5 separate regions of the Homo sapiens genome follow, and regions 1, 3, 4 and 5 are each linked to region 2. A link is a loop called in an ENCODE intact Hi-C map of the cell type or tissue named here. Cell type or tissue: heart right ventricle. All regions are shown on one strand. Region 1 overlaps LOC105377127 (a long non-coding RNA gene). Region 2 overlaps MAGI1 (membrane associated guanylate kinase, WW and PDZ domain containing 1). Region 3 has its middle 160 kb from the start of LINC02040. Region 4 has its middle 170 kb from the start of LINC02040. Region 5 overlaps ADAMTS9 (ADAM metallopeptidase with thrombospondin type 1 motif 9).

The links. Hi-C counts contacts between places; a loop is a spot of excess contacts. Peaks named below come from ENCODE experiments on the same cell type or tissue, not always from the same donor. Only the 100,000 strongest peaks of a DNase experiment are listed, where the experiment ranks them.
Region 1: a loop joins it to region 2, with 3 times the contacts of the local background. A loop is called at or near these places in 3 of 110 quality-filtered maps.
Region 3: a loop joins it to region 2, with 3 times the contacts of the local background. A loop is called at or near these places in 15 of 110 quality-filtered maps.
Region 4: it touches region 2 in a loop (2.1-fold over the local background); 15 of 110 quality-filtered maps call a loop at or near these places.
Region 5: a loop joins it to region 2, with 3 times the contacts of the local background. A loop is called at or near these places in 32 of 110 quality-filtered maps.

The regions. Positions count from the first base shown.
Region 1 is chr3:65,167,614-65,172,613 of GRCh38, forward strand. All of the region lies in intron 1 of LOC105377127 (a long non-coding RNA gene), which reads right to left. Among named protein-coding and RNA genes, the nearest start is that of LINC02040, 4.8 kb to the right of the region's middle. In heart right ventricle, a CTCF peak has its summit at 2,852; a DNase peak (open chromatin) is centred at 3,268; H3K27ac peaks cover 5,000 bases.
Region 2 is chr3:65,410,119-65,415,118 of GRCh38, forward strand. The region is part of intron 12 of MAGI1 (membrane associated guanylate kinase, WW and PDZ domain containing 1); the gene reads right to left. Among named protein-coding and RNA genes, the nearest start is that of LINC02040, 240 kb to the left of the region's middle. In heart right ventricle, a CTCF peak has its summit at 2,727 (motif pointing left); a DNase peak (open chromatin) is centred at 2,683; H3K27ac peaks cover 3,231 bases.
Region 3 is chr3:65,332,444-65,337,443 of GRCh38, forward strand. No RefSeq gene overlaps it. Among named protein-coding and RNA genes, the nearest start is that of LINC02040, 160 kb to the left of the region's middle. In heart right ventricle, a CTCF peak has its summit at 2,035 (motif pointing right); a DNase peak (open chromatin) is centred at 1,894; H3K27ac peaks cover 1,157 bases.
Region 4 is chr3:65,339,632-65,344,631 of GRCh38, forward strand. No RefSeq gene overlaps it. Among named protein-coding and RNA genes, the nearest start is that of LINC02040, 170 kb to the left of the region's middle. In heart right ventricle, a CTCF peak has its summit at 2,657 (motif pointing right); a DNase peak (open chromatin) is centred at 2,667; H3K27ac peaks cover 269 bases.
Region 5 is chr3:64,528,656-64,533,655 of GRCh38, forward strand. ADAMTS9 (ADAM metallopeptidase with thrombospondin type 1 motif 9) reads right to left here. Exons shown (of 40, transcript NM_182920.2): 38 at 4,511-4,615. Among named protein-coding and RNA genes, the nearest start is that of ADAMTS9-AS1, 30 kb to the right of the region's middle. In heart right ventricle, CTCF peaks have their summits at 1,992 (motif pointing right) and 2,193; a DNase peak (open chromatin) is centred at 1,986; H3K27ac peaks cover 346 bases.

The DNA of each region.
Region 1 (5,000 bases), 240 kb before region 2:
ATCTACTCCTGTTTCTCTCTAAGCAGTTACTTTCTGATTAAAAACACATCAATGACCACAGCATCCCTAAGATGGTGACTTCCGATCACAAGTCTATGTGACTTTCCAACTCATCTCTCCAAAGGAAACTAATTCAAACTCACGCTAATTTCAAAATCCATGGCGAGAGATTCTGAAAGAAGTCATTTTTTGTCTACCCCTAGTCCAATCAGAGGAGCTGTGAAGATTGCCACTTTGGGGCATTAAGGCAGGGTCTCTGAGAAAGCAGAGAGACAGAAGAGGAAACAGTCCCAGCATAACACAGTCCCCACCATAATACAAACAGATCTCAAAATTCTTTAGGGTCTTTCTGTTATGCCAACCTATTCACTCATGTGATACAGAAATGGAGACAACATTGGATAACTCTCCACATTCAGGCTAGGCAGAATTCCCAATCCCAGCCTTCTCCATGTGCTCCCAAAGTGCAAGCTTCACCCCAGACCAGTGAAGTACGATGAGTAAACCTCAAGGAATAACATAAATGCCTATAAGCAACTCCAGCTTAATTTCTAACTTGTACCAAATATGCCAGATACAATGAGTTCAAATCCTGGCTCCATTAATTAGCTATGTTGCCTTGGGCAAGTCACTAAACTTCTCTTTGCCACATTTTCTTTAACTGTAAAATGTAACCCTCACGATTTTTGTGTAAACCTCATGATATCCCTCCTTCATAAAATTCTGTGTATCATGATTTTCCACAGTGGGACTATTTGGTAGTATTCTCTTATACTTAAACCCCTGTTAACACTTGTAAGTTTTCTATTACCTACCCACCCCTAAATGATGACAAGGCAAAGTCAGAGAGCGTCAGTGTGGAAATATAAATCTGACTTCTCAACCCAGCCCTGAGCCCAGACATAGTGTTGCTTTGAAAAGGCACTAAACTTGGGCCCCCAGATTGTCACCTATAAAATGAGGGAATTGGAGTGATTGTTTCTGTTTCCTTCCGGCCTTATTCTAAGAATACCCGTTAAGTGTAACAATTATTTTAAGACTGAACTTATGGTAACTTAAATGTTACCGTCATGGAAAATTAAGATGCCTTTGTTAAACAAGGGAAGTACCAGTGTGCTGTCAAATATGGAATTCTCTTGTATAAATGTGACTGGAGAAAAAAAATGTGAGAGAGCAACCTCTGAGCAAGGCTTCTGATAGTCTCTGAGGTAATATCCTGAGAGGATATGGCTTCTTATTAAGAGATCCCGGCCCAGCACAGCAGAAGGAGGAAGAAGCAGCAAAATGTTTTCCCCTGTGATATGTTGCTGGTCTTTCACAGATCTGTATTGTTTTTCCTCCCTTGTTTCCATTTATTGGTTAACTACTAATATTAATAGTTTTCTTAGCCTTGTAGTAACCCCCATTTGTGATTTAGAAAACAGATTCCAAAGGCAATCCTTGTTTCACTGGAAGTTGAGATTTTGGCTTGCTGTACCTCGTGGCCTTCTGGGTTCTGACGGAGGCTTAACCTGAGAAGAATATTATGTCTGGTTAAGGAACAGAGCAGTCCCTGAGCTGCCACAACTATAGATCCTTGGTATGCCAGGAAATATACTTTTGTTCCAGGATCCTTTTCAAGTCACTACCCAGGCCTCTCCAAAGAAGCAAATGCCATTCTGTCTTGATTTTCATCCTGACATGGGCTTGGGCACAAATACATTGTCCAGCAGCATCAAACACTGTTCTGCAGAGGCTTCATCCTCAAACCATCCTATCAAAGAAATAACTGCAGGATACTCAGCCTCACGGTAGAACTCATTGTGACTACAAACCCTGTTTTATATACCTAATCACATTGTCCATAGAAAAAGCAGGAAGCCAGCCAGGTGAGGTGGCTCACGCCTATAATCCCAGCACTTTGGGAGGCCGAGGCGGGCAGATGACAAGGTCAGGAGTTCAAGACCAGCCTGGCCAACATGGTAAAACCCTGTCTCTACTAAAAGTACAAAAATTAGATGTGCGTGGTGGCAGGCGCCTGTAATCCCAGTTACTCGGGAGGCTGAGGCAGGAGAATTGCTTGAACCCAGGAGGTGGAGATTGCAGTGAGCCAAGATGGTGCCACTGCACTCTAGCCTGGGTGACAGAGCAAGACTCTGTCTCGGAAAAAAAAAAAAAAAAGCAGGAAGCCAATCAGAGAAGCAAAATTATTTCCTTCGTTTTGTTCTGTGTGAGATAGGGTCTCGTTCTATTGCCCAGGCTGGAGTGCAGTTCTGCAATCATAGCTCACTGAAGCCTTGAACTCCTGGCCTCTCACATGATCCTCTCTCCTCGGCCTCCCAAAGCACTGGGATTACAGGCATGAGCCACCACACCTGGCCATAATTCATAGATAGATATGAATGGGTATGATATTTCACACTTGAGAGAAATAAGGGAGGTGGGAAAAAATCATTCTTTGAACAATTGCTACTTGTCAAGCTTTAAATGCATTGTAAAATTAAATCCAAATAAGAACTCTGGGTGTGGCAAGGCAGTCTACTTCCATATTACAGAGCTATGAGGCAATTTGCTCGAGGCCACTCAGCTAGTAACAGCTGAGCTGGGATCCGAACCCAAGTCTGTTTTTCTCACCACTTCAACCACCAAATGCCCATATATCACTTGAAATAACTGGGGGAATTCATTTTCTAATTTAGATTCATATTGATGCATATTATATGATGTTTCTTATCTTGTGAACAAGGCTTATTTCTATAGCGTTTTCTTAACATCCCAGAAAGTAAAATTTTTCTCCAAAAGAGACTCTGAGAATTTTAATATTTTGCTTACTCAAAAAGGCAGATTACATTCTGCATTCAAAACAAAATAGCTCCCCCTACAGTTTTTGCTCTATTCTCATCCTCGGCTTTGGCAAACAACACAGAGAACCCCTAGGTCAGATACCAGAAGGCAGAGCTGTGCACTTGCCCCTTATTGATGGGAATAATTATTGGTCCATCTGCTTAGAGAGGATCAGCGTTGCTACTCAGGACAAGGAGGCAGCCCTTTAACATTTCCTCACTTTCTTAAGTGTCGGCAACAATTAGCAGAATAACTCTGTAGTTGCTAAGAGTCTCGTGTTGATTTTGACAGGCTCCAGGCTGGAGTAAAAATGTGCTTTCTGGAGGCCAAATTCCCTTCCAACTTCCAGTGCATAGCTGGCAAAGGCAGACACTGTCAGCTATTCAAGTGCCGAGATTCCTCTGTGATGTCATGAGTCCCAGCTTGGCCCAGAGCCCACTGCCTCCCGGTAACTGGTTGGAAACTTGCAAAGCTGTGCGTCAGCATCACGTTAGGAACATGGCACCTACGTGCTCTCCCATGGGTCTGCAACGAGGGAACACCACTGATGATGCAAGGACTGCTGGGAACTTCACTATAGTTCTGGGTGCTCAGTGGCCCTGGGGACGTCAATAATTTGAACTGGCCTAACGTCATTTACTCTCACTATCCCTTAGAAAAATCAGCTGTCTCTGCCTCTTTTGGATTTGGTTCTTTCTCCTAGGTAATTTCCCAAGGAATTTTTAGGTGGAGGGAGGTGGAAGACCCTTCATGTAGTCCATGCAAGACCTACCTAAGTGGACAAATGAAGGAAGATGGATAATAATCAGCCACCTATTGATAATGTTAAGAAAAATTAAATTAGCAAATGGAGCTAGAAAGTACCCTGAAAACTTTAAAGGATATAGAAATAATAATTAACATGTGATGAGCTCTTAACATGGGCTAACGACTGTGTTAACAACTTTACATGTAATATTTCTTTTAATCCTCAAACCAGGCTTATAAAGTTCATTCTATTAATAGACCCATTTTGCAGAAGAGAAAACTGAGTTGGAGAAGTTAAATATTAAAAAGATGTCAAATTGCACAGCAGAAAATTAACTCTATATCTGTATGACTCTAAAGCTCATGTTCTTAACACTGGATAGCACTGCTTCCCCAAAACAGAAGTGCAAGTTAAGTAGCAATTTATAGTGGAAAGTATAATCAGATACTAGGAATGATACTCAGATCCTGAGAAAACTGAGATTTTAAAACATGAGCATGCTTTCTCAGTAAAGTTGCCCTTTGCACCCGTAAAGTGCCTCTTACCTCGATGACTGAACATGACAATTAGTGTGTATAGAATGATTTGTGACTTTTTAAGAATTTCCATATGTGCCATTTTATTGAATCCTCCCAGTAATCCTATAAGAAACACAGGGCAGGAATGTCTACTTTCTAGATAAAGCAACTGAGGAAGTTAAGTGACATGGCCAAGGTCCCATAATTTAAAAAGAGGAATCTACTGATTCTCAGTTCATAGCTTTTTCTACTTCCCTGAGATGCCTGACTTGGGAACAAATGGTAACTTCAATTCTTCCACCTCTTCCCTACAGCAAACCTAGCCCTTGGTATCTGCCTTTCTCCATCTTCTCTAAAGAGATAACAATCCTGTCACCCACAAACTTCTGTGCATCCAAGGACAGGGTTTAATAAATAACTTATTTGCGCCCTAATCCTCCCTGCCTGTCAATATTTGCTGAATGGCTTCTTTAGAAACCGCCCCAAGTTTTCTTGACCAGCTGAAAGTGATGAGCAATGGAGATAATTTACAAGGCAGGAGGAATGAATGAGAGTTTGGCGGACTAGACATTTGGGGATGATATTGTCTAAATTGGTTAATTTCTTTTAATCAAGTGGCTTAGTTCAAGCCATCATTAGCTCTCCCATGTCAATGGTATAAGTGGAATGACCTCCTAAAAGGTCCTGCTGCACCCGGCCAACCATTTGGATCTGTTTTTTAAAGTGAAGCCAATTTAATCTTACAAAAAATGTAAGTTCCTCTTGGCTTTAAGCCTTTCAAATGCTTCCCAAGGCCTTTAGGATTAAAATAACAAATCCTTATAATAACATATGACCCCGGCTTACTTGTCCAACCTCTGCTCGGGTCACTCCCCAACATGCCGCATTTCCCCTCTCAGTCTGCACCCTCA
Region 2 (5,000 bases):
AGATGGATGAATTGTCTCCATGCAATTCCTGAGAAATAAATGGTCACTCCAGAGAAGGTGTCATTGAAATGATATGGATGATCCTATTGTTGCTACTCTTGAAAACATGTGAAGTATGCCTAAAGGTTGAAAGCTTAGTGCAAAAATAACTAAAAAGTATTCAGAGCCTGTCTTTGACATAAATTTATTCTTCGTACCTGCACTCTAAGTACTAATATCTTCTCATTCTGCAGAAGAGAAAACCAAGACACTGATGGTCAAGTAACATGGCCAATGTCACACAGTCAGGTGAATAGCTGGGGATACTTGGTCTAAAACCAAGCCTGTGCTTTTAAACTATATGCTGTCATTCAAAGGTTCCTTAATTATTTTGGTTTAGAGTCTACTACGATAAGATTAATCCTATAGCCATTCATACATACCAAATGCATTTACAGAAAATTTTTAATATAGCTTTATGAAATACATGGACCTACCACTGACAACTGCTAGGTCAACGGGGTCAAGGTATCTAGGGCTCATAACTGCGACATGCATTTGGGAAGACAGTTCTTTTCTACAGATAGCCGAAGAGTGTATGCACAGTCAATCAATTTCTTAACACATCCCTGATATTTTACTCCAAGTCTCAGTACCTAAATCACTGGTCATTCAAGGCTACACATGCTAAAAATACAACGAGATCAGTCTCTGATTTGGGACAATGAAGCATGTCTTTAAAGCTACACAACTAACAGGTTGACTGGCCACAAAAACTCAGTTTCAAAGTGGGCAGGAGCTTTTTCTAGCTTGCAAATGTTTCCTGACGCTACCTAATAACAAAATTTCTTTTTTATTAATGGGCTTAGAGAAAAGATATGGAATGAGTCAGAAGTGGAGTGAACTATGGCATCTTCTCTCCAGAAAGGAAAGAAAAAGAACCGTTAACTTAAAACAACCACTAATTTGTCAAGATGTACCTACCACGAGGTCAATCTTTCTACCCTAGGTAATATTCCTACCAAGATCTACTTTTTAAGGGTAGAATTAAGCTAGTTTCTCATATGGTTCTAGGAAAGCTCTCTAACTTTATGTAAGTTAAAAATATTTGTAATTGTGGCATTTAGAAGTCGGGTCTTGTCTTCATCTAAAAATGCTTCTACCTCTAAGGAAGACTCCTTAACTACCATACCGACAACTTGAGGCTTCTAGTACCTATATTTCAAATTTGAATTGCTTTTTATGCAAATACTTAAGGGTTGACCATGTAACCCATTCCTCTTATCAACAGCTCATTCACAGAGGTCTCCCTAAGATAGGTGAAACTATGGTGGCCTGATAGCCCCATGCAGTTCCTACAAATTTGAGAGGGTGATTTTTAACTACATAGGATGTACGGGGGGATTATGAAACAATAGCTCAAAATAGCTCACCAAAAGAAAACACTGATAAGGATTCCTTTTCTGGGTTGGAAAAACAGGATGCTGTGTGGGCCCTTATTTTAAGGTCACCGGCCCCAAAGGAAAACCTATCACTGTAATTGGTGCTGAGAAGCTTGTAGGTTAAAAAATACACGCTGGGGCCCTTTTCTTTTGCATTGCTGACTTTTAGGTTGTTTCTTATCCCAACTGCTTATTTTTAGTAATGTAAGTTAGGCTCAGGACCAAGATAGAAACCCAGAATAATATCCGGGCTTTTAACCTTATAGGACACCAAACCCCTGAAACCTAAGACCCTGCCTGAGGCTTCTTTTTCTCTCTCCCACCATATCCGTCTCCAAACGCATTCTGAATCCATCCAAGTTCATCTCCACTGCCACTACCTTCTCTTGCCTAGATGACCACATGAGTCCAGAAACTGGTCTCTGCTTTATGGTTTATCCTCTTTATTATCCGCACCGAGGCCAGAGACAACTTTAAACGGCAGAAATCAGATTGTACTGTCTCCTGGCTCCATGTCCCTATGGCTTCCCAAAACCATTTCAATTAAAGACAAACTCTTTGTTCAGTGTCCCACTAAGCCCTCCTGGATGTGACCCCTCCTATCTCTTTACTTCCTCCTCCTGGACACACACTCCAGCCAGGTTGGCACCCTCCACTGCGGAACTGCCTCCTTGCAATTCTCTGGGCATTTTCTCTGGCTGCTCCCTCTGCCTGGAACTCTATGCCTGCAGATCTATGTGTGGGTGGCTCCTGCCTTTCACTCAGGACCCTCCTCAAAGGTGACTCCTTCAGAGAGCCAACCAGAGATCCAGGCAGGCTACCAGCAGATCTGAAGTGGCCCTTTTCTGACCCACTTTATTCACACAACCCAGTGTCTTTGTTTTCATTGAGCCTATCACTCTCTAAAATGACCTTGTTTACTTGTCTATTATTTATATTGTTTATTGTTTACTTATTGATTGTCTCTATTTCAGGGACCTATTCTATTTTATCGGTCTATCCCTAGAACAGTATCTGGTCAACAGTTCAATAAACACCTGTATCTCTCAAATGCATGTATGAATGTGCAGAGCTCATGAAATGAGTTTACACCTTGAAAGCTGCAGGAAGAGCTGATGAGGCAAAGGGGAGGAGCTGCTTGGCCTTTCTTTTTATAGCCATCATTGCTGCAGTGACTGTTTAACAGCTCTTGATCCTTGGTCTGTTCCTTGATTTATTGGTGAGCTGCCAGGTTCGGCTCAACTCACAACTGCCTCACTCAGCACAGAGAACAAGGTTCCGCTGTGCCACCTGGTGTCCTGACTTCCCATCACCACAGATGAGCTTTGGTCTCAGAACAAACTGAAAGCTCAGAGGGAAACACCAAACCCTATAAGCTCCCCACTCCAGCAAATGGATATGTTCTCAAGGATTCTTTGAGATCTAAATCTTCAGGTAAGGATAGCTTCATATCCTTACTTACTAAAGCAAACTTTTATTACAGCACTGGGTTCAATGCCTCTCAATGCCTCACTCTTCCCTACAAAAAGCGAACACATGCTGATGAAAAAAAATCTCAGATCCTTTTCTTAGGGCAAATCCATGAATCTCTTGAGCAGTTTCAACAGACTGATTGATGTGATGGTCACTTTTTGTCACAAGATACTTCTGCAAAATAGGAAAATTTTCCAGCTTGCTCTGGAGGGGGGTACATTGTTTGGCAATTTCAATTAGCTTTATTCCCAAACTGCTTAATTGCAACAGAGGCCATGCCTGGTACCATATCAAGCTTTACTCCAATATCTTAAATTTAAGAAATCATATAAGCCTTAGAAAACACAGGTCATGGTTAACAACAGCAAGGCGATCGGGCTTCAAGTCCTGCCGCACTGCATTATTCAAAGTGTCTGCAAGTCAGACCTAAAGAAGTCATTTACTGAGGGGTCAGGTTTTCCAAAGAGCATGGACATACAGTGAGCAGCCCCATTCATCTCCCATGGAGATATTAAATGTCTTCAAAATCCTCTTGCTGAAAGAGTATCTGAACTGGTCTAAGTGATTATGTGACTTAGAGGGAAAAAAGCTGTTTCCTTGACTATGTCAATTTCTAATGAATTGCTGCCCCATATAGCTATGAAGGGCAGGAGACGCTTGGGCTTTGTTCAGCTATTAGATTTCAGGTTTCGGTGAGGCAGTGCTCACTGTACCAATTGGATTTGCTTAAAGGCTGAGTACAGGAATCAGTTTCACCCACATACACCCCAACCCACACACTATCCCAGTTAGGACAAGCCTCAATTAGAAGTAACTTTTATAGGTCCAGTACATTGGAGATGCAGGAAAATGCAAGAACTGTGAGGCCGTTTAATGAAATATTTTAGTTGGGAACAAGATGTGTAACAAAGCATTGCATTTATGGCAGGGAAGAGTAAGTACAATGGAAACGAAATACATGCTGACCCAGTAAGCACTCAAGTCAACAACTTTCTCACTGTGGAAAATAAATGCCAAGATCCTTTTGCTTTCTCTCTTGTCTGATTCTGGCTATTTCCTACTGTTTATTTATTTCTTGGTAAATGAAGCTCTAATCAGGCTTTGAGTCAATGCAGATGGTGATCTTAATGCAAGCAAACACAACTTGAAAGGAATTTTTGAAAGCTGTCATAAAGTTTCTGAGACTGCTTTTTACATACAAGAAACCAGCTATGGATATTTTGGGGTGCCCTCGAGCACACTAAAGGTGCTCGGTTCACCCCATTTTTGTCTTGCTTTTGGATTTCACTTCTCTGGGTTACCCCGATAACTTATATAGGACAAAAGAGTTTCATAAAAGGGCGTGACTAATAGATGTTATAGATGTTGCGTTACATAAGAGTGACGAATATAACCCCGGCCTTGAATCCGAACGCTTTCTTCCTGAATGAAGATCTAGGGGAAGCAATGATCAAAGAAAGAGGGGAGCTCCCATTTGCTCTTCCCGAGGTTTGGATGCCAGAGCCCCACTCACACATTACTTCGGCAGCTCTGCTTTCGTATCCTGTTCTATTCTCAACCTCCTGTGGGCCTTTCCCTAGAGCAGTGATTCCTGGATTTTACATTTCATAAGCCAGCAGATTTTGAAAACATAGAACTGAGCAATTGATCCTAAGTTGCCAATTCTTTCTTTTGTGAACTAAGAACATTAAAAAGGAGGAGATAAATGATAACAACCTTTTCATAAGAAAAAAAAGAGGCACTGGGTGTGGTGGTTCACGCCTGTAATCCCAGTACCTTGGGAGGCCGAGGCAGGCAGATCACCTGACCAGCCAGATCAACATGGAGAAACCCCGTCTCTACTAAAAAAAAAAAAAAAAATACAAAATTAGCCGGGTGTGGTGGTGCATGCCTGCAATCCCAGCTACTCGGGAGGCTGAGGCAAGATAATCGCTTGAACCCGGGAGGCAGAGGTTGTGGTGAGCCGAGATCATGCCATTGCACTCCAGCCTGGGAAAAAAAAAAAAACAAAAAAAAAAAAAACAGAAGAAGAAGAACATCATTACCTATAAAGAAGAATCTTTCATATTGGAAAATCTTCACTTCATGAAAAACCTACTACTCCAT
Region 3 (5,000 bases), 78 kb before region 2:
TCCACATACCTACCACGTGATACTGGACAAGTGACCCTGCCCCTCTAAGTCTTAGTTTTCTCTTTCATCACATGGGGATAGATACACAAGTTTCTTCACAGAAGCTCTTCTGCATTATGAAGCTTCTTAAAGGAGTTAAATAAGGTCACTTTTGTTGAGCACTTACCACAGTGCCTTTGAAAGTCCCGAAAAAAACATTAGCTGCTATTACTCTCACCATCACCATCATTATTGTCCATTCATGCTCTCTCAAAAGGCATCCAGGTCCTCTGTTAAAAAGCCATTACTGACTGAAAATTGCAAACGAGGAGAAGCTACCCAGGTTTGAAGAGGCGATGCTTTAATAGAGGCTAAACATCAGCACAATGTCAGACTGTTCTGAGCCCCTGGAGCCAAGGCATCCATCAATCTGAACATGAAGACCACCACATGTACACTGTAATGAAGAGGCCAGTGGGGTGGGAGATCTGTCTTTAATCCCTTAACTGTCCAAACTTGGGCAAATCATTACACTCCAAGGCCTCAGTTTCCTCACCTACAAAATGGGCACAAAATGATCATATACACTTCCCAGGGTTATATGGGATTATAAATGAGAAATTGTGTTGTCATGCCACTTTACAAAGCTTTAAAACTCAATACAAACGTAAGGGCTTTTGTTTTTCAAAGCCAGTTGTAACTGTTCTTCAGCCGATGCCCAGAAGAAAAGGCTGGGCTGAGGCAACTCAACCTTAGCCAGGCCCAGAGTGCTCAGAGAATGAGGCTAGAAACTCAGTCAATTACCCAAACAATTTACCACAAACAAAGCCATGAGGTTGAGGGGATCCACCAATTAGCACACCCACTAGAAAGACATCTCGGATTCCTTAATGAGTGGCATCTCAGAGGCCCAGGGAAGGGAAGTATATGAGCCCAGGTCACAGACATAGGTACTGAAAGAAGCCTGATTAGAGTCCACTTGTGACTGAATCTATATGGAAACATAAGCACTAGGCTGGGGTTTTCACAGAGAGTAACAAGTCGTATTTAAGATTTTCACTGTAATCCCAACACTTTGGGAGGCCGAGGTGGGAGGATCACCAGAGCCCAGGAGCCTAGACAAGATGGTGATACCCCGTCTCTACAAAAAATGTGAAAATTAGCCAGGCATGGTGGCATGTGCCTATAGTCCCAGCTACTTGGGAGGCTGAGATGGGAGGATTGCTTGAGCCCCGGAGTTCCAGGCTTCATTAAGCGACGATGGCACCACTGTCCAGCCTGGGAGACAAATACTGTCTCCAAAAAAAAAAAAAAGATTTTCAGTAAAAAAAAAAATAGCTCTTAATAACAGTCCGTCACTTTAGTAGGTACTATTCATACTCTATTCTGAATCCTTCCACAAACTCTAAAATGGTAGCGTAAATCCCATTTTGTGGGGGAAATCGAAGCCCAGAGAGGTTCAGTGGCCGACAGTGGGTCACGCAGTGTTTATGCATTTGAATCGAAGTTGACCCAACACCTTACAAAAGCTTGAATTATTTCCACTCTGTGACCTCCTGCCTCATGTTCCATATATACTACTTCCTTGAAACATTGATTTTCTTAGTCACTTTCTCCTGGGCTTGGCTAATTTAAATTTTGCAGCCAACACAACTGCTGCTCAAATGTGATTCAAAGAGCTTCAGGGCTTCTCTCAAGTAGAAGACCTCAGAGGGATTATGGAGAGGGAACAAATGCAGCTTGTCTCCTAAGAAAGAAGTAATTCAGCCTAAGTGAGGCTAGAATCAGGCTAGTCTGCAGGCTACTTTCCCAGCAAGAGCCAAGGGAGGTCAAGGTTGACAGGAAATCCTAAGTGAGAAACTGAAGTGCTCAGCTGCACACTGCGAGGGTTGCCAAGAAATTAATTCACTGAGGAACAGGCTTTGGAGCAGAGAAAAGTACACCACTTTTGATAAGGGCAAAAAAGCAAGCTGACAGCAAAAGTCTGGGACCTTCTTCCAAGGAGAGAGTGGCATCCTTCATTTTGCAACCCTGGGGGTGTCCAGCTGGGGGCTCCCTCTGACAACCAGCCATCCTTCATCAATTTCCATAGTAATCATGGCTATTTATTCAGCATGAGAAATGAGCAGTCAGTTGGTGAATGTGGGGAGGAGGGAGCTAGAGAAGCAGGGGTGAAATGGAATAGAAAAAAAAAATCTATAGAAACATTCAAAGGCTGAAGTTAAAATGTCCAATGTTAAAATACTGAAATGCCAAGTCTTTGAAAAATAAAACTGGAAGTAATCTTTAAGTTCAGAAAAGTCAAGAAGGCAAACTAAATGACTTTTTTTTTAAGTGCATCACTTTTGCAAGAACAAAGGACACTCACAATTTTACGTTCCCAAAAGAGAGCCAGGAATTCATGCTGTCTTTAAATTAGGATAATCATTTCAAGGCTTCCTCTTATTGCCAAGTTGGTGCTGAAGGAGACTGGTAATTTTGTCTCGGAGGGGAAAGCTACAGAGAATGTGAGGTTATGCAAGCAATTAATCCAATATTGACAGTGGGGTTTGCTGATAGACAGACAGCTCATGTGTGATCGGGCTCCAGGCTGCCTAGCATTTCCACCTCACTTGTAGCCATATTTGAATTAGAAAGAGAAATCAGAGGTGTTCAAGAAATAAGTATTTGGCGGGGAAGTGGGAGTGGTGAGAGTTTCTGGATTTTAATGAAAATAGAATTTCTACATAGGAGGGACTGGCAACAGGGCATGGGGAAAGCATGGAAAATTGGAAGAAGAAAGCTAGGAAAATTGTCTTAAATTTGAATTCTCATAAGCAGCACAAACTTTTCCTTCAATTGTATGTATATGTGCAGTAGCTTAAAAGGACTGATAGAAAACCCGATGGCTTGTCTTCTCCCTAGCCTTGTGTGATCTTGAGCAGGTTAGCTAACCTCTCCAAGCCTCAGAGAGCTGTCAGCATATTTTGAAGGCCCACTATGTGCTGGATATTGGCCTGGATGCTGAAGAACCAGTGGCAAACCAGGTAGAGCTTCTGCCCTCAGGAAGCTTACATTCGAGTGGGGATGAGAGACAAAAAACAGAAATATATGCTCAAATTCCAGGTAGTGTCAAACTGGATGAGGAACTACGGAGTGATGGAGGAAGAAGAGGGGAAAAGCCCTTTTGGAAAGAGTAGGTGGAAAAAGTTTTCTCGGAAGAGAAAATATTTGAGCAGAGAACTCAACAGGGCAGGGCTTCTCAACCTCCGCACTGCTGATATAAGGCCAGATAATTCTTTATTATGGGAGCTGTTCTGGTTAATGTAGGAGGCTTGGCAGCATCCCTGGACTCTACCCACTAGAAGCCAGTAGCAATCCCCTATCCCAGATGTGACAACCAAAAATGTCTCCAGACATTACCCAGTGTGCCCTGTGAGGGCACTCCAGCTGAGAACCACTGGAAGTACAGTAGGAGAGAGAATGAAAGAGTCAGTCTTCCAGGTAGAAGGAAGGGCCAGTGAAAGGCATATAGGTGGGAATAAGCTGGGTGATTTAGAAGAACAGGAAGAAGTTTAGAGCACGTAGACTGCCGAAGTCAGAGGAGAAGGAAATGGTCAAAGGGAGAGTCAGAGAAGTAGTGAGGAACCAGATCACATAGGGCTTTGTAGATAGCCGTGGGAGGTTTGGAACTGGAGTGGCAAGAGAAACTACTGTAAGGTTTGGGCAGGAAGAGGATTTGACCTGATTACACCTTGAAAAGCTCACTCTCGCTGCTGTGTAGAGAACTGAACACAGGGCAGAACAGAAGCAACAGGACCACGTAGGAGGCTTGTCCAGGCATCAAAACGAGACACTCGTTCTGTAGACTGTGGTGATGGCAATGGGGATTTGGAGATGTTGCCAGATTTGAATTCTACTTCAGTGGAAGGACTGATAGAATCTGATGATGTATTGGATGGGAAATAAAAGGAAAGGAAGCCAAGGAATTGCCTAGGACTGGACATGAACAACTGGGTGGGGCTGCTGCCATCAAATGGGACTGGGGAGAACTGAGCAATAGCAGGTTTAGGTGGAGGAATCAGTAGGCTGTCTTCTTGGGCAAGTCTACTTCGATATGCTTCTTCAGCATTCAGGTGGGGGGTTTGCATAATGCTTGACACATAGCAAGGGATCAGTCAAGGGGGCAAGAAGAGGGGAAAAGCAGACATGCCTGGACAATAAGAGCATAAAATGATTTACATGATTTACTTCACCACGGCTTATGAACTCCTCATTTAAAGTATGCATCTCTCTCATATATTTCAATTAAGACAAATTTAGATAGAATTTTTTATTTGTTGGTTTTGTTTTGTTTTAAACAGAGTCTCGCGCTGTCAAACAGGCTGGAGTGCAGTGGCGCGATCTTGGCTCACTGCAATCTCCACCTCCCGAGTTCAAGTGATTCTCATGCCTCAGCCTCCCGAGTAGCTGGGATTACAGGTGTGCACCACCATGCCTGGCTAATTTTTGTAATTTTAGTAGATACACGGTTTCGCCATGTTGCCAAGCCTGGTCTCAAACTCCTGGCCTCAAGTGATCCACCCGCCTCAGCCTCCCAAAGTGCTGGGATTACAGGTGTGAGCCACCTCACCCGGCCCAAAAATTTTATCTGTCTCATTCACCTGTACATTTTTGCTTCCAATCTTTTCCTTAAATATGAGAGTTGATAAGAGAAATTATTTGGGTATCTGGAATCCATCATCCACGAGAATCTTGGTTAATCTTCATGACTCTCCCTCTGTTTATTTATTAAGGAGTAAATCAATGGCAGAGTTAATTGAAACAAATCTCTTTAGAAAATTTTCCCTATGGTTTCTCACATTCCAAAAAAAGTTACACTCCTGGGAGAAAGATTACACACTCTGAGCTGTTAACTACAGAAAAAAAGTGATTTTTAAGGAGTTTAAGGGTGATGTTTATATTTAGAGCAAACTGGGCTCCCTGTTGTTGAGTCGAGAAATTGCTATTGGTCATTATTTAAATAACCTCCTGCTGATTCT
Region 4 (5,000 bases), 70 kb before region 2:
GAGTACTTTCCTCCTCTCATCTCTGCCTCCTTTATTTCTCTCTCTGCAAACTGGCTTTAGCCTATGTAGTGATAACTATGTGATGGAAAATGGCTGTCTCATTGTTCCTAGGTTTTATTTTTCTCAGCTGGGATTGAGCTAAACTGTCTTAAGTCCTAACTCCATATCCCTGAGAGATCGGACTTTATTTGCCCAGCTTAGCAAATAAAGTCCACTCTGGTTCAATCATCTATAGCCAGGGTCAGAGACAACAAACAAGGTTCCCAGGACCCCTCCTTTGTGGGTGAAACAGGCACTTAAGGGGTTGTTGGGAGTCACATAAGTATACGTCAAAAGAGCTTATGATAGGAATTCTCTCCAGTTTTAGGAAGAGATTTCAATAAGAAGGAGGAAAAGAGGTCAACCCTGTGATGTCATCAAGTCATGTATTCAAACTCTCTTGATTCCGCACAGCCCTTCAATTTTGTATGTTCTCCCACTCATCAGGGGCATTTATGAGGATGATCTAACACACTGAGAAGATTACTAACAGTTTACCAGTGTCTTAGTTTGGGGGCCCTAAGCAGAAGGCTCCGAGTCAGAGATTCGAGGGCAAATTGCTTATTTGGGAGGTGAACCCAGTAAATGCCAATATGGGAAGAATAGAAGGAGCCAATGAACAGTATTAACAAGCAAATCATCCCTGTGGGCAACTGCGCTTAATCCTGCTGGGGAACTCTGAGAACAGTGTGGATTATCCACCCAAGGTCTGTCGATCATGGGTTGAGGGCTGCTGGTCACTGCCAGCCTGCTTGCCTGCATGAGGAGAGCTGGCTCCACCAGCCAGAGAAAGCTCACAGGCAGTGAGGCTCAGAACCTGGCCATGGGATGGAGGTCCAGTCGGTGTATTCTGAAACAGTTGCTGGCCATACCAGCAAGGGGAGTGGGTGTAACAAAATAGGGAAGGCGTACATAGGTACATAGGTGACAAGATCTTACCTGCTTAAAAAGGCCCACACGAGGAAGAGGCAAGTGTAGAAGCAGTGAGACCGACCAGAAAGCTCTGTCATGAGTCCAGGCGCAAGACGCCAAAGTCTTGAAAGAGCATTAGTGGGGAGAAAGGAGCGAGCTGGTGGGCAGCTGGGAAGAGTTATAAGGAAGGAAGTGTTCACAGGAATTACTAATAGATCAGAAAGTGAAAAGGATGACTCCAAGGTGGATTTGGTTTTGTTGGTTTTTATTTTGTCCTCTCTGGCCTTGAATGAGCAGAATTTTGTGAGGTAGTCCAGGCCAATTAGAAGCCAGGATGCAGGAAAGGGCCAGGCCATGCTCTAGGACTGGAGGCCTGGATCTGGGGTGAGTTGGGGTCTGATTCTGCGAGGCACATGCTGCCCTGTCTTTCAGCAATCAGTGGCCATCAGAAGCTTTTATGGGGGAAGGGTGCCATGATCAGATGTGTTTTAAAAGGTTATTTTGGCCAATCATGAAAATTGGATTGTTAGAGGAAAGTGTAGAGGCAAAGGGATCCAGGTACAAAGTTAACATAATCCCGAAAGAATGAGATGGGAGAGGAGGGTAGACTTACAGCAATGACATTGGCATTGATGCAGAGGGATGGTCAAAAGAGTAGGTGATTGATTGTATGTGAGGTAAGTGAGAAAGAAATGGGTTAAAGAAGGCTCTGAGGTTCACCACTGGGTTGATAGGGAGGATGGTAAAGCTTTTCCCTGAGCTACCGGGCACAGGCAGAGAGGCAATTCCAAGAGAAGTCATTTTCTCTTTGGGAGGGCTGCCAGATACAATGCAGGAGGCCCAGTTGCATTTGAGTTTCAGATAAACAACAAATCATTTTTTAGGGTAAGTATGCCCCCATGAAATAATTAGGATATACTTACCCTAAAAGTATTTCTCCTATTTCCATGTATTAGATCAGTGTTCCTAAACTTTGCTGCAGATTAGAATCACCTGGGGAAGATTTTAAACTTCCAGACTGCACCATGCAGTACTTGGGACATACCCTCAAAAATGATTTGTTTATCTGAAATTCAAATGTAACAGAGCCTTCTGTATTTTTAATCACTAAATCTGACAACCATACTCTTTGGATGTGCTGAGTTTAAAGTGTCTGTGGGACAGAGTAAGCAGGTGCAGATATAGGTCTTGCATTGAACGAAGAGGTCTGGGCTAGAAGTGCACACCTGAGAGTCACATATAGTAGATTATTCAGCCTCTGGTTTGCACACCTGATTGCACTTTGGAATCACCAGGAAAGATATGCGGAAAAAACAAAACTACTGATGATCAGAGATTCTCCGTTAATTAGTCTATGGTGCAGTCTGGAAGTTTGAAAGCTCCCCCATGTGATTCTAATATGCAGCAAAGTTTAGAACCACTGATCTAAGCAATGGAAATAGATGAAATCACCAAAATGGAAACGAATGCCCAAGAGGGATTCCTGGGGAGCCATCAGTGCATAAAGCGGGCAGAGGGACCAGGAGAAAACAAAGGGAGGGTACGCATCACAGGGGGAGGAAGGAAACATCAAAGCCAAGGGGAGAGAATCCAGGAGGCAGTGGTCCCCTGTGTCCAGGGCTGCAGAAAGGGAAGAGAAGAAAGGTAGCACTAGACTTGTCTATTAGGACAGGTGGCCTTGGTGGCTGAGGGCCACCAGGGGGCGATGTGGAAGCCAAATTGCAGGGGGTGAGGCGTGTATGAGCGGTGAGCGAGGCGATGCACCAGCTAACTTGGTATTCATAAGCAAACCCTTTTACTCCTCTTTTTCCGTATCTGAAAAGCAAAGAAGATGCCACCTTCCCTACTAGACTACCAAGAGGACGAAAGTCAGATGAAAAACAAGGTGCTGTGAAATTTCTTTTAGCTTGAGGTTCCGGAAAGAATACAACACCGACTTTAGAACAAGCACTCCCACCATCATCACCTCCCAGGTCAGTGACCATGGTCTTGATAGCAGTCTCTGAACCTCAGTTATCACAACTGTAAACAGGAGGTAATCGTACCTATCTTAATAGGTGTTCTGAGGAATAGATGGAGTCCCAGGACAGTGCCTGGCACATTGGAGGTGTTTTTGGCTTCAATTTTTGTTTTTTTTCAAACTGCAAAGGGCTGTGCAAATACCAGATGATGATGATAACAATGATGATGGTTATAAAGGAAGAAGGAGGCAAACTCTAGAGGAGTTAAAAGATAGAAGCCACACAGAAAATGAAGATTTCCTGGATGTAACCTGTGGTTTACTTGATAGAGTTTCAGCAGAGTCTCGTCATCACGCTTTCCTTTTCTGAAAAGGGCAGGGGCAGTAAGAAGGGAAAGAGGGGGAAGAGACAGAATGAATGAATAACTATGAGTGAGAGAATACACCATTTCTCTAATTTACCTGTTGGGGTTTCAGGGGTAACAACTTGAAGTCTTCCCTCACTACTAAGGGATATTAATTTCCCTTGGGGTGTTTTCCTCTTCATCTCACCATTAAAAGAACCTGAAAATAGCTATCACAAATGAGGTTTGCATTTTTCCACTGCTGACCATGACTGCTTATTCCAATATCCTTCCTCCCGCCGAACTGCTCAGGTATGTGAGACGGCAGGCAGGATCAAAGCCACTACTCGGGTTAAAAATTGCCTAATTTGCCGAATTATAATAGAACTCAGAGTGGACTTCCTGTCTTCAAAGCACCTTACAAAAGTTAACTAATTAATCGTCATAACACCTTGTGAGGTGTGCATTATTATTACATTCAAGGTGAAGCTTTAGTTAGTGGCTGAAATTTAAATAAGGCCACTTGATAGAAGTAACCCAACTGAAAATGTAACCAAACATAGAATGGCTTTGGATTTCACAAACTGCTCTCCAAGAATCCTGTATGTTATGACTAAGCAATTGAAGACTGCCTCAGCAGCCATTGGAAACATAGAAAAGGAAATCGTTTACTGAGATACCCGCTGTTTCAAAGAAGCATTCAAATCAGCAATTTCGGAGGGATGCAGACTTACCTAAAATTACATGTTCTGCAAAATTAAGATGTCAACGTTCTTTGAAATTATTCTCCCAATTGCAAGGCCCCAGCAAATCTTTATCATTTGGCTTAGAGCAGAGTTTCTCAACCTGGGCACTGTTGACACCTGGGGCTTCATATGGTTTGGCTCTGTGAGCCCAGGCAGATCTCACCTTGAATTGTAATAATACCCATGTGTCAAGTGTGGGACCTCGTGGAGATAACTGAATCATGGGGATGGTTTTTCCCATGCTTTTCTAGTGAGATCTGATGATTTCATAAGGGGCTTCCTCCTCTGCTCGGCTCTCATTCTTTCTCTCCTGCCACCCCGTGAGGAGGTGCCTTCCAACGTGATCATAAGTTTCCTGAGGCCTCCCCAGCCATGTGGAACTGTGAGTCAACTAAACCACTTTTCTTTATAAATTACCCAGTCTCAGGTATTTCTTCATAGCAGCATGAGAACAGACTGATACAGAGCTGGATCATTCCTCATTATGGGAGGCTTTCCTGTGCATTGTAGGGTGTTTAACAACATCCCTGGCCTCTACCTACTGTATGCCAGTAGCCCACCAACCTCTTCCCCAAGTTGTGACAATGAAAATGTCCGCAGATATTGCTAACTGTACCCTGGAGGCAAAATTGCCCCTGAGAACTACTACCTTAGACAAGAGGTCAGAGTATTTCTCTCCAGTATTGCACATATCCAGAGAGCCCCTGTAGATTTAAAAAAAAAATGTTTTTGTCTTCCCTGAGCCATTACTCTGATCCAAATGAACAAAGAATTTCAGATTTTCCCATGACATGAGGGGACGTGGGTGAGCCAGCACAGAGGGTCCTTAAAGATGCACAAAATGGTAAATGCTGAATTTTGGTAACTGGGTGCTACTCACCCAGACAACTCAGTCTGCATAGCGACTGGAAAGAGAGCTGGAGGTGTCTGCCTGGGGCCCAGAACTTTTTAAATCCTCCCAGGCTTCCCACTGGCAATGCTAATTTTCAAGGAAGGCTT
Region 5 (5,000 bases), 880 kb before region 2:
TTAGTCACCTTGGCCAACTTCCGAAACAATATGGCAAACCTCAGGGCTATGAAAACGTTATAACATTAATAGCCAGTACTTGTGCTCCTGCTATTTGCCCAGTAGGATACCAACAGCTTTACATTTTTATTTCATTTATGTTTCACAATAAGTCAATGAGAAAGGGGCCACTACAGTCCCCATTTTATAGATGAACAAACTGAGTCCCCCCTCTCCCCACCCCCATTTTCCTGGAAGTTAAATAACTTGCCCAAGATGGCAGAGCCAGTGGGCACAGACTCTGGCAGTCAGATTTCAGAGTCCACGTGCTTCACCTCTGGGCTCTGCAGCCACTGACGGTTTTCACTGTGGCACCAAGGGCTGAGTTGCGGCAGGTTGGAGAGGCTGATCCCACCACCTGCTCAACTTAACATCCCAAGAATTTGACCTTATTCTCACCTTGTTATCCCAATCTCCTGGTGACAGCACAGCTGGGAGGAAGACACAGATTTAATGTATGTAAGCTGCCCAATAAATAGTAGCTATTTTAACCATAATTAGGTTAAAACCAGAGAAAGAGTGCTCTCCATTGTTCACAAGGAAGTCAACAGTGAACTTGATATTGAGACTGATTTTGACCAGTTCTGCTCTTGGAAGTGAGACAGCGTTACTGTTCTTCAAGTGGTACTGGAGATCTAGTTTTACCTGAATCAATACAGCTTTCCTTTAGTTTTGCTTGGGGAAAACATTTTATTGCCAAGGAGGTTTGGAAAATTGAGGTTTTCATTTTTTTTTTTCCCTTCTGTAACTCCTGGCAGAAAAGCAAAAGAAAGTGAGGAATGATTATTTGAGAGCTGAAACAGGGCTATTTGGAAAAGAGAGTATTATAACTGGCCAGGGTCTGAGCATCCCAGAGAAGACTGGGCCACAGGCCCTCGGGGGCCAGATCGTAGTAGGTATCGAGTGGGAACAGGATATGGCACAATTCTTGAAGTGTGTTTCATGGAACCCTGGTTATTTGGGGGAAATTACAAGCTGTAACTTCGAAAAGAAGTTTTTGTGCTTGGCTTCATTTAGGTTAGTGGTTCTCAAAATGTGACTCCAGATCAGGGGCATCAGCATCACCAGGGAAATGGTTACAGATGTCAATTTCTGGCCTCTCCTCAGACTGATCATGTGGTGGGTTTTGTTTTGTTTTGTTTTGAGATGGGTCTTACTCTGTTGCCCAGGCTGGAGTACAGTGGTACAATAATGGCTCATTGCAGCCTTGACCACCCAGGCTCATCCTCACCTCAGCCTCCTGAGTAGCTAAGACTACAGGTGCACACCACCACAGTCAGTTATTTAATTTTTTTTTTTTTTTTTTTTTTGTAGAGATTGGGTCTCCCTGTGTTGCCCAAGCTGGTCTTGAATTCCTGGGCTCAAGCAATCCTCCTGCCTCAGCCTTCCCAAGTGCTGGGATTATGGGCACAAGGCACTACATCTGGCCACCTGCTTGTGTTTTCACAAGCCCTGCAGGTGATGGTGAAGCACTCCTGAGTTTGAGAACCACTGCTTTAGTGGAATGCTGGCTAAAGTCACACAGGTTTATTTCCTGTATAATTTAGTCCCACCTCACATGCTAATGCTTACTGTGACTCTTCAGGAAGGAAATACAATATACTAGCATTTTCTCCCAAAAGTGTTGGGCGGTGGAAGCCTATTTTCAGGTAGCATTGCTAGGACATGCTTCTCTGGACCACACGGGGGAAGTCAGACAGCATTTCTCCAGACAGCCGGGGGCTAGAGAGGGCTCAGTCCCAGCTCCCAGATATTCATGAGGAGTACTCGACAGGCCCTGGAGATTAATTTTGAGCTCACACTCTCTGAACTGCCAAGGAACACCAAGATTTAAAAAAAAAAAAAAAAAAAAAAATGCCGACAGGCAATTGTCATACCCAGCTCCCTCCAGCCCAGGCATCTCCCAAAAGTCTTGGGGAACAGCCAGTGTAGTGATCATTCTTTCCATAAGGTGGCGCTCCTGGCTTTAATTATTTTTAGTTTCTGGCTGAAACGGTAGTAACTATCTAACGAATAAAATTATAATTTAGGTTACAGTTTATCTACATGGGTTTCCTACAATCACATTTTTATTTATTTATTTACTTATTTTTTTAACAGAGCCTCACTCTATCACCCAGGCTGCAGTGCAGTGGCACTAGACAGGCAAATTTTTTGGTTCTGGGTCACTGAAACATACAGTGTATTTCAAAACATCATGTTGTACACGATAAAAATATACGATTTTTATTTGTCAAGAGAAAAGAAACATAATGTATAGATTTTGGAGGGAAGGAATGGGGAAAGAACATTATAATTTCGGGGCACATTCTAAAGCTCATGCACTCTCTCTCAGCTATCTTTATTCCTTTCAGTGCAAGGAAAAATATTTAATGACTAATTTACAAGTAATCAATATGACTATTTAGTTAATCGGATTTGAGGACATTGATTGGCTGAGATGGAGAAGAGAGAGAGTGAGATAGCTTTTTTTCACAGACACAAACTTAATCATGGCAGCTAGAAAAAGAGATCAGGAAACAGATTTTCCTGGAATGTCCCAATTGGACGTTTCTCCTCTTTCTCAGGTGAGGGAGGCAGGTTGAGCTGCTTTTTTATAGTCTTATTTTGATTAGGTAGAAGTATTTGCAATAGGGTTTTCAGATTTAGAAAATAAAAATACAGGATGCTTGGTTAAGTATGAATTTCAGATAAACAACATATACATGTTTAGTATAACTATGTCCCATGTAGTGATAACAGTACACTTATTGTAAACAGTGTTCATTGTGTACTTAAAAAAAAAAAAAAAGAGATGGTGTCTCACTTTGCAGCCCAGCCTGGAGTGCAGTCGCGCAATCATGGCTCACTGCCCTCTTGACATCCTGGGCTCAAGGGATCCTCCCACCTCAACCTCCAAGTAGCTGGGACTACAGGCATGCACCACCATGCCCAGCTAATTTTTAAAGTTTTTGCAAAACCAGGGTCTCACCACCTTGCCCAGGCTGGTCTCGAACTCTTAGGATCAGGCGATCCTCACTGTGTATTTGAAATTCTAATTTAACTGGGTGTCCTGTATTTTATCTGGCCGTTCTGCCTTGTAATAAAACCCTACTTTCCCAGCTCTCTTCTTTGTCTTCCCCTATTTCTGAGGCAACCCCAGGCAGGGCTCCTGGCTGAGATGGGACGGGAGAAATGGGCCATGCCTGGGTAAACTTAGACATTTTTCCACGAGCCGGGTTTCTGCCCCACGTTCTCAGGACTTCAGAGGGAAGGCTGTAAGTGGCAGCGGTTTCTGACCTGGCTGTACATTTGAATCATTTGGGGAGCTTTAAATTCTACTCCTGCCAGGTCCCCCCACCCTTAGAGATTCCGATTCAGCTCATCTGTGTGGGAAGGACCTGGGCAGGTGCATTTAAAAATTCCTCAGGTGATTCTACTATACACCCACGGTGAGAAACAGTACACAGTCGACACGCTCCTCAGTTTACAATGGGGTTATGTCTCAATAAACACATCGCAAGTTGGAAATATCATTAAGTCAAGAATGCATTTAATATATCTAACTTTCTGAACATCACAGCCTAGGCTAGCCTACCTTAAATGTATTCAGAACACTTGCATTAGCCTATAGCAGGGCAAAATCATCTAACACAAAGCCTATTTTATAATAAAGTGTTGAATATTTTGTGTAATTGATTGAATACTGTACTTAGTGAAAAACAGAACGGCTGTATCGGTACCTGAAGTAGGGTTTCTACCGAGCGTGTTCTGCTTTTGAACCATGGTGAAGTTGAAAAATCAAGTGGAACCGTCGTAAGTCAGGGACCATCTGCACAGCACAGTGTTTCTCAAGCTGTACTGTGCCCATCACCACCTGAGACACTGTTCAGCTGTAGACTCTGACTCACTAGGGTCTGGGACCCAGAACCTGCATTTCCAACGGGCCCCCAGGTGACACTGATGCACTGCGTAGACCACACCTTAACCACCCAGATTTTAGAGGGTGAAAAACTTATTATTGTAGACCCTGTGTATCTCTAATTCTCCAGATATATCGCTTAATAAGTTATCTGTCTTCTAGCTCCATCTGTATTTCAATTTTTCTAAATAAAAAGAAGAGGTCATTTCCCCTCGGTTCATAGAACGAACCGCAAGCTGGCTAACTGAAAGATATCTGAGCCACACTCTCGACAGAGGCTTCTTCCTGCTTTTACCTCCCTGGTTAGGTGGTTTTTCTAATTACTTGGATGGTTCATATGTTCACCTCTCGAGGAAGAATTCACCAGAAGTGAACAAGGCTCTCACACTTTAATCACGTGTAAACACTGCACCCTAGGTTTATTTCCTAAATGGTCTTCCTGACACTACAAAATGGCTTAAGTGGGAAAGCACATTCGTTTGCTCCTTCAGCACCACTACCACAGTAATAAAGACAAGAACGAAAGAAAGAAATAAAAATTCATCTCCCAACCCATCTGTAGAACCTTACCGGCGACTTCTTGATGTCAGAGACAGCATAATTCCCTTGTGATATCCATCTGGCAGATTCAGTTAAAGACAAGCCGGTTCCATAAAGGTTGATGCTAAAACGACCCTGGAAAACACGACCAACAAAAGAGATTTTCAGTCCATGTGATGTCCTCAAAAAAGCAAAGGCAAAGGTGATACAATAAAAGGTACTTTGGAAAAGAGAAGGATGTTGATTAATTGTGATAGCTACTAATTATTGATAGTATTTAGTTTTGTTTGTTCAGGGCCAGCCATTCTTCATGCATCATGTTAGTCATCCTCGAAAGAGCTCTACGAAGGAGGTTTTCTTTACAGATAGGGAAACTGAGGCTTAGCGGAAGTGATTAACTTCTCCAGGATACGGTAGGAGTCCAACTCACATCCTCCTGACTTCAAAGTCCTTGCTCCATTCGGCCTCCCTAACACAGCAGTCCTGATGTTGCTCACAATTATCAGATTCCTTCAGGAAC